Linked DNA regions of Homo sapiens: region 1 is linked to region 2. Evidence: chromatin contacts called from ENCODE Hi-C or POLR2A ChIA-PET data. All regions are on one chromosome and are shown on one strand. Each heading gives the region's core, a stretch centred on a gene start or an enhancer-like site at or near the end of the contact. The rest is flanking DNA. Distances are from core to core; before and after follow the strand shown.

Region 1 (4,880 bases), core at 2,169-4,668, 100 kb after region 2:
GCTAACTTAGTGGCAACGACCTGGGACAAGTTCCTGACCTTCCTGGGGCCTCACTTTCTTACCTATAAATGCAGTAACACCTATATTTGGGTGGTTGAAGAATTACATTAACTTCAATGGAAATACATATATAGCTCCTAGCACAGTGCCTGGCATAGAATAAACCTTCAAAAATAAGTTTCATGAACAATAATGACTCTATTTTTGATGTGTCCTTACCTCTTAGGCCAGTGACATGATACCTGAGTTGGGGTCGTTGTTCTTTGGAATTCTCCAGTTCTCAGCACACAGAGAAACAAAGCCCTGAGCCCAATCCCTTGGAAAAGCCCTCGGAAGTCTCAGGACACTTTGTGTTTGGGTTTTGGCAGAGGTGAGGGGCCGGCATTCTCAAACCCCTAAGGAATCCAATGGCTTGAAGTTATTTAAAACCACAGGGGCAGGTCCGTTTGACATTGCCTGGGGCTGTTTTTCAGGCACCTGGGAAGACAGTTGCCTGAGTAGATGGAAACTAACTAAAACAAAGATGAAGGGAGATGAAGTATATTCTGGAGAAAACATGGCCAGATGTACCTTTTACATAGAAAAGTGCCATCTTATCCTTTCCATCATCACCTGAGTGAGGGGAGGTGGGGTTGTCCGTAAAGAAGGGTTAGTGTGCTTGGGGTCTGGAACTAGGCATCAGAGATAAAGCTCTACCCTGGTAGATGGGGCTCACTCTGATTCTGGGGCCTGGTGCTGATACCCAGACCGAACATCCCCAGGACAGAAGTGCAGTGGCAGCCAGGTGAGATCTCTTGCAAGCCCTGTCCCCTCTGAGCAGCCAGCATTCTAACTCAATCCTAGGAAAGCCCAGCAGTCTTCTGATTTATAGCTGAGTCCTGTTAGCCTCCAAGGGAGGGTCTGGAGCAATGGAGGGTCCCTGGGCCCTTCCTGAGAGATGGTGTCCCAGCAGCCACCAGACATGCTCATCACCTGTCCTGCCTGCACTGTTGGCCACATTCACATTCTTACAGCTGTCAACCTCTCTTTGTCTCAGTCTTTTGTCTCTGGTCTTAGAAGCACACAAATAAAAAAGTTGTGTTAATCTCAGAAAATACAGAGAAGCAAAAAGAAGAAAAAAATCACTCACAGTCTCACCATCCAGAGATAAACAGAATCGTCATTACTTCCAGCAATCAAATAATACAAAACAACAATTTAAAAATCATGCCAGGAAAACTTTCTTCAAAGGCCCTTATTTTAACTGTTTGAATACTTTTTTGTAGTTCTTGGTCTCTTTATGGTTTTTCTAGGTGCTTCTCACTTTATGAAGTCCAATACTGAACATGAAATACTGGAAGGGCTTTGATTAGCATAGGCAGAGTTCTCAAGCTTTTCTTTGGGTTTGTATCTCTCTACTGATGATACTTCTAGGAATGCCTCCCAGGAACAAGCTTACTTTGGGAACTTATATTCAGCTTGTTGTTCTCTATGACCCCTGGATCCATGCCTCAGTATAGTGGATAATGCACATCCGGCTAGAATCCCCCACTAGAGCAGAGTCTGAAAGACATGAGGCCTCCAGGTGCCCACCTACCTGGTAATCCATGGGCCGCCCAGCACTTGGCTCCATCTTAATGTCTGGCTTAGATCTGAGGAAGAGAATGTACCATCAGGCCTGGGGTATGGGGACTGCTTGTTGGGGAGGAGGACACTGGCAGTGGTTAGACCTGGGAGTGGGCAGAGGGACAGAATCATGGTCTTTAAACACTCAAGCACTGCCAAGAATAGTGAGGATTAGTTGTCTTCAGAGGCCTCAACACAGAGAACTAATCAAAGGCAGAAGTAACAGAGAGACAGACATGGGGTCAATAGGTTCAAATATGGGGTGGGCAGGTCTGTGGCTTCCTTGGGCTGGGAGGTATTCAAGGACCTGAGAACAGGCCTGCAGCTGCTGTGCTCTGCTTTTGCAGGGAGAGAGGTGAGAAAAACACCCAAGGAAAAGCAGAAAAGGGTAAGGTTAGGTTAGGAAGAAGCCGTCCATGAGCCCTGATTCTTCCCTACCCAAATTCCAATCATGGCAAGCCAGGTCCTGCCTGACAGGGTGGGGGCAGCTGGGGTTGCAGGGCTCCCGTCCACTCACCGCTTGTTGGAGACATTAGTGGTGAGAGCTGTGACTGAGGCTAGAGACACCGAGTCGGGATCCAGTCCATCTCCTAGCCGAATGGCCAGATGGTCAAGGTCTTCCATCTCCAGCACCGCCGGTTCATCTGGGGAAGATGAAAGACTGGTTAGGTGGGCTGACTGATGGTGAGATAGTGACCATTTCTCCTTTTACTCTGGCATCCAGAAAGCTGAGAGTTAAATTCGAGGTTTACTTAGTTGCTACCGCTTAGAATATTATGGCCTGAATAACTGCAGTGTTTTTCTACCTAATCCCGATCTTGGATTTGAATGGCCATTATGTCTGGTCTTGCCTTTTTATTTTAATTGAATGCTCTTTTATTGTATACCACTTACTTAGGCACTGAATATCTCTTATGGAAGAAGGTAGGGAATAAAGAATCCATACTTTTGCACCTCTCAATAAATAGCTACCATTTGTTGGGTGGATACTCTCTGTTCCAGGCACAACACCAGGACTTTACATGACTATCTCTAGTCCTTAGAGCTGTGCCCTGCCAAGATGGGCGTTATTCTCATGTCACAGGTACAGAAACGAAGGCTTAGGAAGTAACTTATCCATATCAAACAGCTGATGGAATTCAGAACCTAATGCATTGGTGTGTATTCATCTAATGAGATGCAGACATGTGGATTCCGAACAGCCACCCAAGGATGCTGGGTTTGGTCCTCAGCCAGCAGCTGTACTCTCTCCATTTAAGAAGGTGAAGGGCACGGCTGGAATTGGCATGGGGGCAAGAGGGTGGGGGAGAGAGCCTGAGGGCCAGTAGGCCACAGAGGGGATGCTGGGGGAGGGCAGCCGGGAGCCCCGATGGTGGGCCCGTGATGGAGAAGATGGCCCCCTCCCAGCTCCCCTGTCCTCTCCATTTCTCCCCTTGTCTTCCTCCAGGCCTCCCGCCTCCTCTGCAGCAGCTGTCTTCCCCTCTCCAGTCGCTCCTCCGGGAGGGCCCAGTGCCACCTGCTGCTCCAGCCTCCCAGGCCCGGCCCTGCCGCGCCCTCCAGCGGCCCCAGGACCTCCCCAAAGGCCAGGCTGCAGCCTGGTGAGAGCGCTTGGGCGAGGCCTGCCGCCGACCCCGTACTAGTGGGACAACGGTTTCCCCCCAGAAATAGGGAGTTGGCCAAACAGCGTTTCTTGATGGATATTCTCTGCTCTAATTAAAACACTGGGCTTCTGCGTGAAGAAGGAAGAACCGGGAGCAACGAGGGCGGGAGGAGCCTTGTAACCAGGCACCCCCGACAGAGGGCGCTGCCCGTTTCCCTCCCTCGGCCCTAGGGCGTCTCCTTCCTAGAGGGCCACGCATCACTGGGTGGGGCCTGGCCCTGGGACGACCTATCCCAGGAGGGCCTTTTGGCAGCCGGGCAGGGGCTGGAAAGCGGCGGGAGGGCGCCGCGAGGCGCGGGGCTGCGGGGCTCACGCGGCACCTGTCCTACCTGGTCTTTGGGGCTCCTCCTTGTGAGACCGGTTTTTGCCGAGCTTCATGGCGGAGAACACGCTCCTCCCGGCTCTGTGAGGGGGGCCACCAGAATGAGGTGCAGGGAGAGGGACGCATGGAGGAAAACACACAAACACAGAAGAGCCAAACATGAGAGAACACATCAGAGAAGGGAGATGGACCCGGCCCCTCACCTACTGGTCCCGAGACAGATCGGGATCTGTCTTCCCAAATTGGGAGCCAGGAGGGGGAATCAGGGCAGTGAGAGACCCCTCCACTTCCGCCTTTGCCATCCTTTCACACACGGAGGAGAGGGATGGGGTCCCCAGCAAGCAGGGAACGTGGTCTTGAGCCGGAAAGAGCCGTTTTAACTGGAGCTCCTCTGGGTCTTGGACTTTTCAGTCTGATCCCAGCCCCTCAGTCTAGTCTCCTCAGAGCTCCGAGCCCTGCCAGTGTCCCCACGCTCATCCTCCCCGGCTCAGCTGGTTGGAGAGAAAGCCCGAGGACTGGAGACAGAGCATCAGAACGGCGGGGCAGGGACCAGAGAGGACTCAGGGGCAGAGGCCGATGAGGAGATGGGAGATGTGGTTGAAACGAGCTGTTCAGTTCTCAGATGGCCCTGGTGCTCAAAGCCTGACTTGTCTTTCTCCAACCTCTCCGTGTTCTGGGATGCTCCTTGGTCCCCATGAAAAAGGGGGAGATAGGCCCTTTCCCATCTATCTTCGGTCCTGGATTTTGCCCCTTCTACCTGTCCCCTCTCACTGCCAAATTCCCCTTTCCCCCAACCCCAGGAACTTATGGCAGGCTCCATAGTTCCTACCTCTTCCTCTGGCTTGCTGCGACCTTGTGCCCCCAGGTGAAGGGCCTTGCAGTCAGCGGGGCTGAGGAAAAGGGGCAGGGGTCCTCACTGTCCTTCAGTGATGTCCCTGCAGCCGAGCCTGTGGTTCCTGGCACCAGGAAGCCCCAGGAGCAGGATCAGCAGAGGGTAAAGTGCAGTGTTCCATTACCCCATCCATATTGCATGAGTGGATACCTGACTCTCTCCACTTCCCGTTCTCCCTCCTCCTGGGTATGGCCCCATCATCCTGTAGGTCCAGGTGGAGCCAGGTGTAGGCTCCAACCTGGAGCTCGCTTACAGCAGAGTCCACCCTTTTTGGGTCACACATCTCCCTGTGGAGGCTTGACTATGGTTTCTAAGACCCCAGATCCTTGTTCTTTATGCTGGGCAATAGGAGGTTGGGGAAAACCTTTCTGTCCTCAGGCAGATGACCTAGAAACCTCAAG
Region 2 (4,691 bases), core at 394-2,893:
AAGAGGGAGTGCTGCGTAAAAGCTGCCAGCAGCCAAATGTCAGCAGCAAAAAATGGAGTCAGATTTCTTATATAAAAAGATGTTGGAAGTGGTATCAGAACAGTGCAGGGCCAAGTATCTCACTGGTCACTCTTCATGGGTTTGTATGGTACCTTTGCTCTCACTTACCTCTTGTGCAACAGCTGATTCCCCCTGACTTTCTCATGGTATCCCACTCCCAGGCATAGACATGCGCATGCACACATGCTTGTTTCTGTCCTTACGGATAGTGGAAACATGAACCAGGACCTGGACGAGTTTTTGGTCAGAGCTGTATCATGGCTCCTAGGAGAGTTTAATACTTTAGGTTTCAACCAAAGGAGACAGAGATCTGGCAGAAGGCCCTGAAGCCTAGAAGCAAGTACCCCCGCTCCTACCACCACCACCTAGGCAGGTGTGAGACAAGGATCCAGGCAGCTGCTGTTAGACTCTATAGCTGTTGGATGGTTTTGGCATTCCTAAACCTCTCTACTGCTTGCAAACGTGGAAGAACTGATTTTAAAAACCCACTCCATTTGCCTCTGGGCAGTTCTTACTCACAAAGGACGGGTCGTCTTGGCCGCACAGTTGTCTGTGGGTTGCATCATTTAACAGCTGAGAAAATGCTCCTCAAGAAGTTGTGACTTGCCCAAGGTGGCAGGGCAGGGCTAGGACTAGTACTCACCCTTTCTCACTGCTCATCCAGTGCCCTTAATTCCCCACGGGCTAATGGGACAGAACCCTGTTAAATGGTATCCAGTTTTTGTTTGGTTGGTTGGTTGGGTTTTTTTGAGACAGAGTCTTGCTCTATTGCTCAGGATGGAGTGCAGTGGCTCGATCTCGGCTCACTGCAACATCCACCTCCCAGATTCAAGCGATTCTCCTGCCTCAGCTTCCCGAGTAGCTGGGATTATGGGTGCCCACCACCATACCCAGCTAATTTTTGTATTTTTAGTAGAGACGGGGTTTCATCATGTTCACCAGGCTGGTCTCAAACTCCTGACCTCAAGTGATCTGTCCACCTCGGCCTCCCAAAGTGTTGGGAGGCTGAGGCATGAGCCAGCGCGCCAGGTTTTAATTCTCAATGAGAACACTATTTTTGTTGACAATGAGACGCCCAGAAGATAGCGCCTTTCTGGGGACAGTTGAGAATTTAATAGTGCTTCCGCATTTCTAACTTTTATCCCTCCCCCCTCCCACGGACTGTTTTCCTCTATTCCACTTTTCCTCTTTCATAAGTATTTGATTGCAGGTTGGTATCCTGTATCCAAGCACAGCGCTTGGCATCGAGTAGGCGCTCAATTTTATTTGGTGAATATGAGTTGGAGGAATATTTGATGAATGAATGGAAGATGAATTAATCATCAGGGTCAGCAAGTGATGAACCACAACTTGGTCCAGTTCTTTAGTCCTCTAGTCTCCTGGTGAGACTCCACAGCTCCGCTAACACGACCGGGCCTTCGTGGGCCTGACAACAGACCTGACATCCCACGGGCGGGAGAGGCGTCAGCCCGAGGCTGGGATGCTCGGCCGGAACGGCGGCTGGCGGCAGGCTGGGCCCAGGGAGCTGCGCGCGCAACCACTCGGGCTGTGGCTCCGGTGACCGCTCTCCCTGGCAACGGTTTGTTCCTAGCAACCAGCCTGAGGTCTGGAGGTGGTGCGGAGGGAGCCGCCTAGGGACCAGGGACTCCTGCCATGAATCCGCCGGGGTCCCTAGAGGCCCTGGACCCGAACGTGGACGAGCACTTGTCCACCCAGATTCTCGCGCCCTCGGTCCACTCCGACAACTCTCAGGAGCGCATCCAGGCCCGGCGCCTCCGCATCGCTGCGCGCTTAGAAGCCCGGAGGCGGTGAGCGCGGGGGCGGGCGGGGCGGGATCCGCGCCGCAGGAGCCGGAGAAGGGCTGGTTTCCTGATGAAATAGAAACATTTCTTCGGGAAGGTTCAGGCAGAGTATGGGAAAGTAAAACGCTGGGCCGGTGCCGTGGCGCGCGCCTGTCATCCCAGCACTTAGGGAGGCCGAGGCGGGCCGATCACTGGAGCCCAGGAGTTGGAGATGGTCAACCTGGGCAGCATAGAGAGACCCCATCTCTATAAAACATCAAACAATTAATCGGGCGTGGTGGCGTTCGACTGTGGTCTGCACATGGCATCTTTTCCACTACGGACACCTCCAAACCACAGGGTCTGCTGGATCATGTGGCCCAAGTAGCCTGGCTGCTTACACTGTGGCCTGGGTCCTTTCTTGTTCCAGGCACCACTCAAAGCTGGCAGCTTTTTGTGTCAGCCTGAATAATATTCCTAAGTGCGGGATGTATTGTCTCTAGGACCCAAAGTGGCCTAAGAGGCATTGAGTTTCCTTCTCTGTAGAGGATGCAAAATGCAGTAGATTTGTTTTTTACTTGATAGGCTATCCCAGCATCCCACTGACCACTGGACCCCTACAAACTTGAATGACATGGCAGTCCCTGGGCCTTCATAGGGTTGATTGCCCACCGTCTGGAGCACACATGTCTTACCAAGCCCTGCAGTGTGTTTCCATCACTCGCTCACCCTGGCTGATTGCTGCGGGGCCATCAGTGGAATGCAGGGGCCGGCAAACCCTTTCAGTAAAGGGCCAAATAGTAAATATTTTAGGCTTTTCGGATCATATGGCCTCTTTCCTAGCTGCTCAATTGCCATTGTATTGCAAAAGCAGCCACAGGCAAGACATAAACAAATGGGCATGACTGTGTTCCAATAAAGCTTTATTTATGGACACTGAAATTTGAATTTCATATACTGTTCATGTATCACAAAATAGCCTTCTTTTGATAAAAAATAATAATAAACTTTATTTTTTAGAGCAGTTTTTAGGACCACAGCAAAACTGATCAAAAAGTATAGCATTCGCATATACTCCCTGCCCCCACACATGCACAGCTACTGTCAACATCCTGCACTGGAGGGCACATTTGTAACAATATATGAACCTTGGCGCATCGTTATCACTTGAACTCCATTGTTTACCTTAGGGTTTCTTTTTGGTGTTGTACATCCTATGGGTTTGGATAAATTTATGGTGACACGAGCCCACCAGTATAGTATTATACCAAATATTTTTACTGCCCTAAAAATCCCCTGTGCTCTGCTTATTCATCCTAGTCTTTTTTTAACCATTTATTTATTAACCATTTAGAATTGTAAAAATCATTTAAAATTGTAAAAACCATTTAAAATTGTAAAAAATCGTAGCTCATGCCTGTAATCCCAGCACTTTGGGAGGCCAAGGCAGGAGGATCACCTGAGGTCAGGAGTTCAAGACCAGCCTGGCCAACATGGCGAAACCCTGTCTGTACTAAAAATACAAAAATTAGCCAGGTGTGGTGGCAGGCACCTGTAATCTCAGCTACTTGGGAGGCTGAGGCAGGAGAATTGCTCGAACCTGGGAGGCAGAGGTTGCAGTGAGCTGAGATAGCGCCACTGCACTCCAGCCTGGGTGACAAGCACAAAACTCCATCTCAAAAAAAAAAAAAAAAAAAATTGGGCCGGGCGCAGTGGCTCATGCCTGTAATCCCAAAACTTTGGGAGGCTGAGGCGGGCGGGATCACGAGGTCAGGAGTTTGAGACCAGCCTGACCGACATGGTGAAACCCTGTCTCTATTAAAAATACAAAAATTAGCCAGGCATGGTGGCGCGCGCCTGTAATCCCAGCTACTCAGGAGACTGAGGCAGGAGAATCGCTTGAACCCAGGAGGCGGAGGTTGCAGTGAGCTGAGATCGTGCCATTGCACTCCAGCCTGGGCGACAGAGCGAGACTCTGTCTCAAAAAAAAAAAATTGTAAAAATCATTATTTGCCTGGAAGCCATACAAAAACAGGTGGTGGACTGGATCTGTCCCACAGGCCATAGTTTGCCAGTGCTGAAGTAATGGATCATTGTGATGTTCTCTGGGATATCCAGATGTCCCTGATATATTCAGAATATATTATGACAGAGATCAGGAGAACTACCATGGTCCTGTGAGTGTGACCGACTTGTGAGTGTATATCATTGTCTGTTCCATGTAAATGTGAACTTCCTGATTATTTTTCCTGATTGAGGTAGAAAAGCATGCATTTGGCCCAATCAGTAGCCACACATACTGTGCCTGAGGCTGTACAAATTTGCTCTAGTGAAGCTTACCACACTTGCATAGATGCTGTGTTCAGGAGTGCTACCTGTGGAGCTTCTGGTAGTTGACAGTCACTTTCTAGGATCCAGTTTCTGCAGGTGCCAGACCCATGAATTAAAAGGAGATTCAATAGGGATCACCATTCCTGCATCGTTGAGATACTTCAGGGTGGCACTAATCCCCACCAACACCCCTGGGTGGCAATATTTTTTTTTGTGTACTGAGGTGCAGTTTCAGAGATGTCCTTTTGGCCTTCCCCACTATGGTAGCTCTATTTATAGGCCAAGGAGTGGAGTTTTTCAAACTTCTAAGTATGTAGGTCCCAATTATACTTTTGGCCATTAGAGACATGATTGCTGGCTGAGTCCACAGACTTGGCAGACCCTCTGTAAGTAGGACTTTGCCTCCCCTGTGTCCTCACTCTAAGTGGGTGGGAGCATGCTTTGGGTCTCTGGGTGTCAATGGTAACTCAGACCCTGTTCTAATCCTAAACATTTCTGGGTATCCTCTTTCCTTATTGT

Evidence for each region. Hi-C counts contacts between places; a loop is a spot of excess contacts on that map. ChIA-PET counts read pairs that join two places held with the same protein, here RNA polymerase II (POLR2A). Pooled maps may share reads with other maps.
Region 1: a map of psoas muscle shows a loop between it and region 2 (2.8-fold over the local background). The contact joins the enhancer-like site here to the promoter of DRC1 in region 2. A Hi-C loop is called at or near these places in 1 of 168 maps with a recorded cell type or tissue (psoas muscle) and 5 of 50 pooled maps. POLR2A ChIA-PET finds 5 or more read pairs at or near these places in 1 of 52 experiments (activated naive CD4-positive, alpha-beta T cell).

The regions. Positions count from the first base shown.
Region 1 is chr2:26,500,178-26,505,057 of GRCh38, forward strand. It overlaps OTOF (otoferlin), which reads right to left. Exons shown (of 47, transcript NM_194248.3): 6 at 3,595-3,668; 7 at 2,123-2,249; 8 at 1,577-1,631. Among named protein-coding and RNA genes, the nearest start is that of OTOF, 56 kb to the right of the region's middle. RefSeq lists a silencer at 3,533-3,662. Within about 2 kb of position 3,419, at least 6 of the 41 ENCODE cell types and tissues checked have a DNase peak (open chromatin) inside an H3K27ac peak, as active enhancers do.
Region 2 is chr2:26,400,277-26,404,967 of GRCh38, forward strand. It overlaps DRC1 (dynein regulatory complex subunit 1), which reads left to right and starts at 1,644. Exons shown (of 17, transcript NM_145038.5): 1 at 1,644-1,868. The coding sequence starts at 1,714.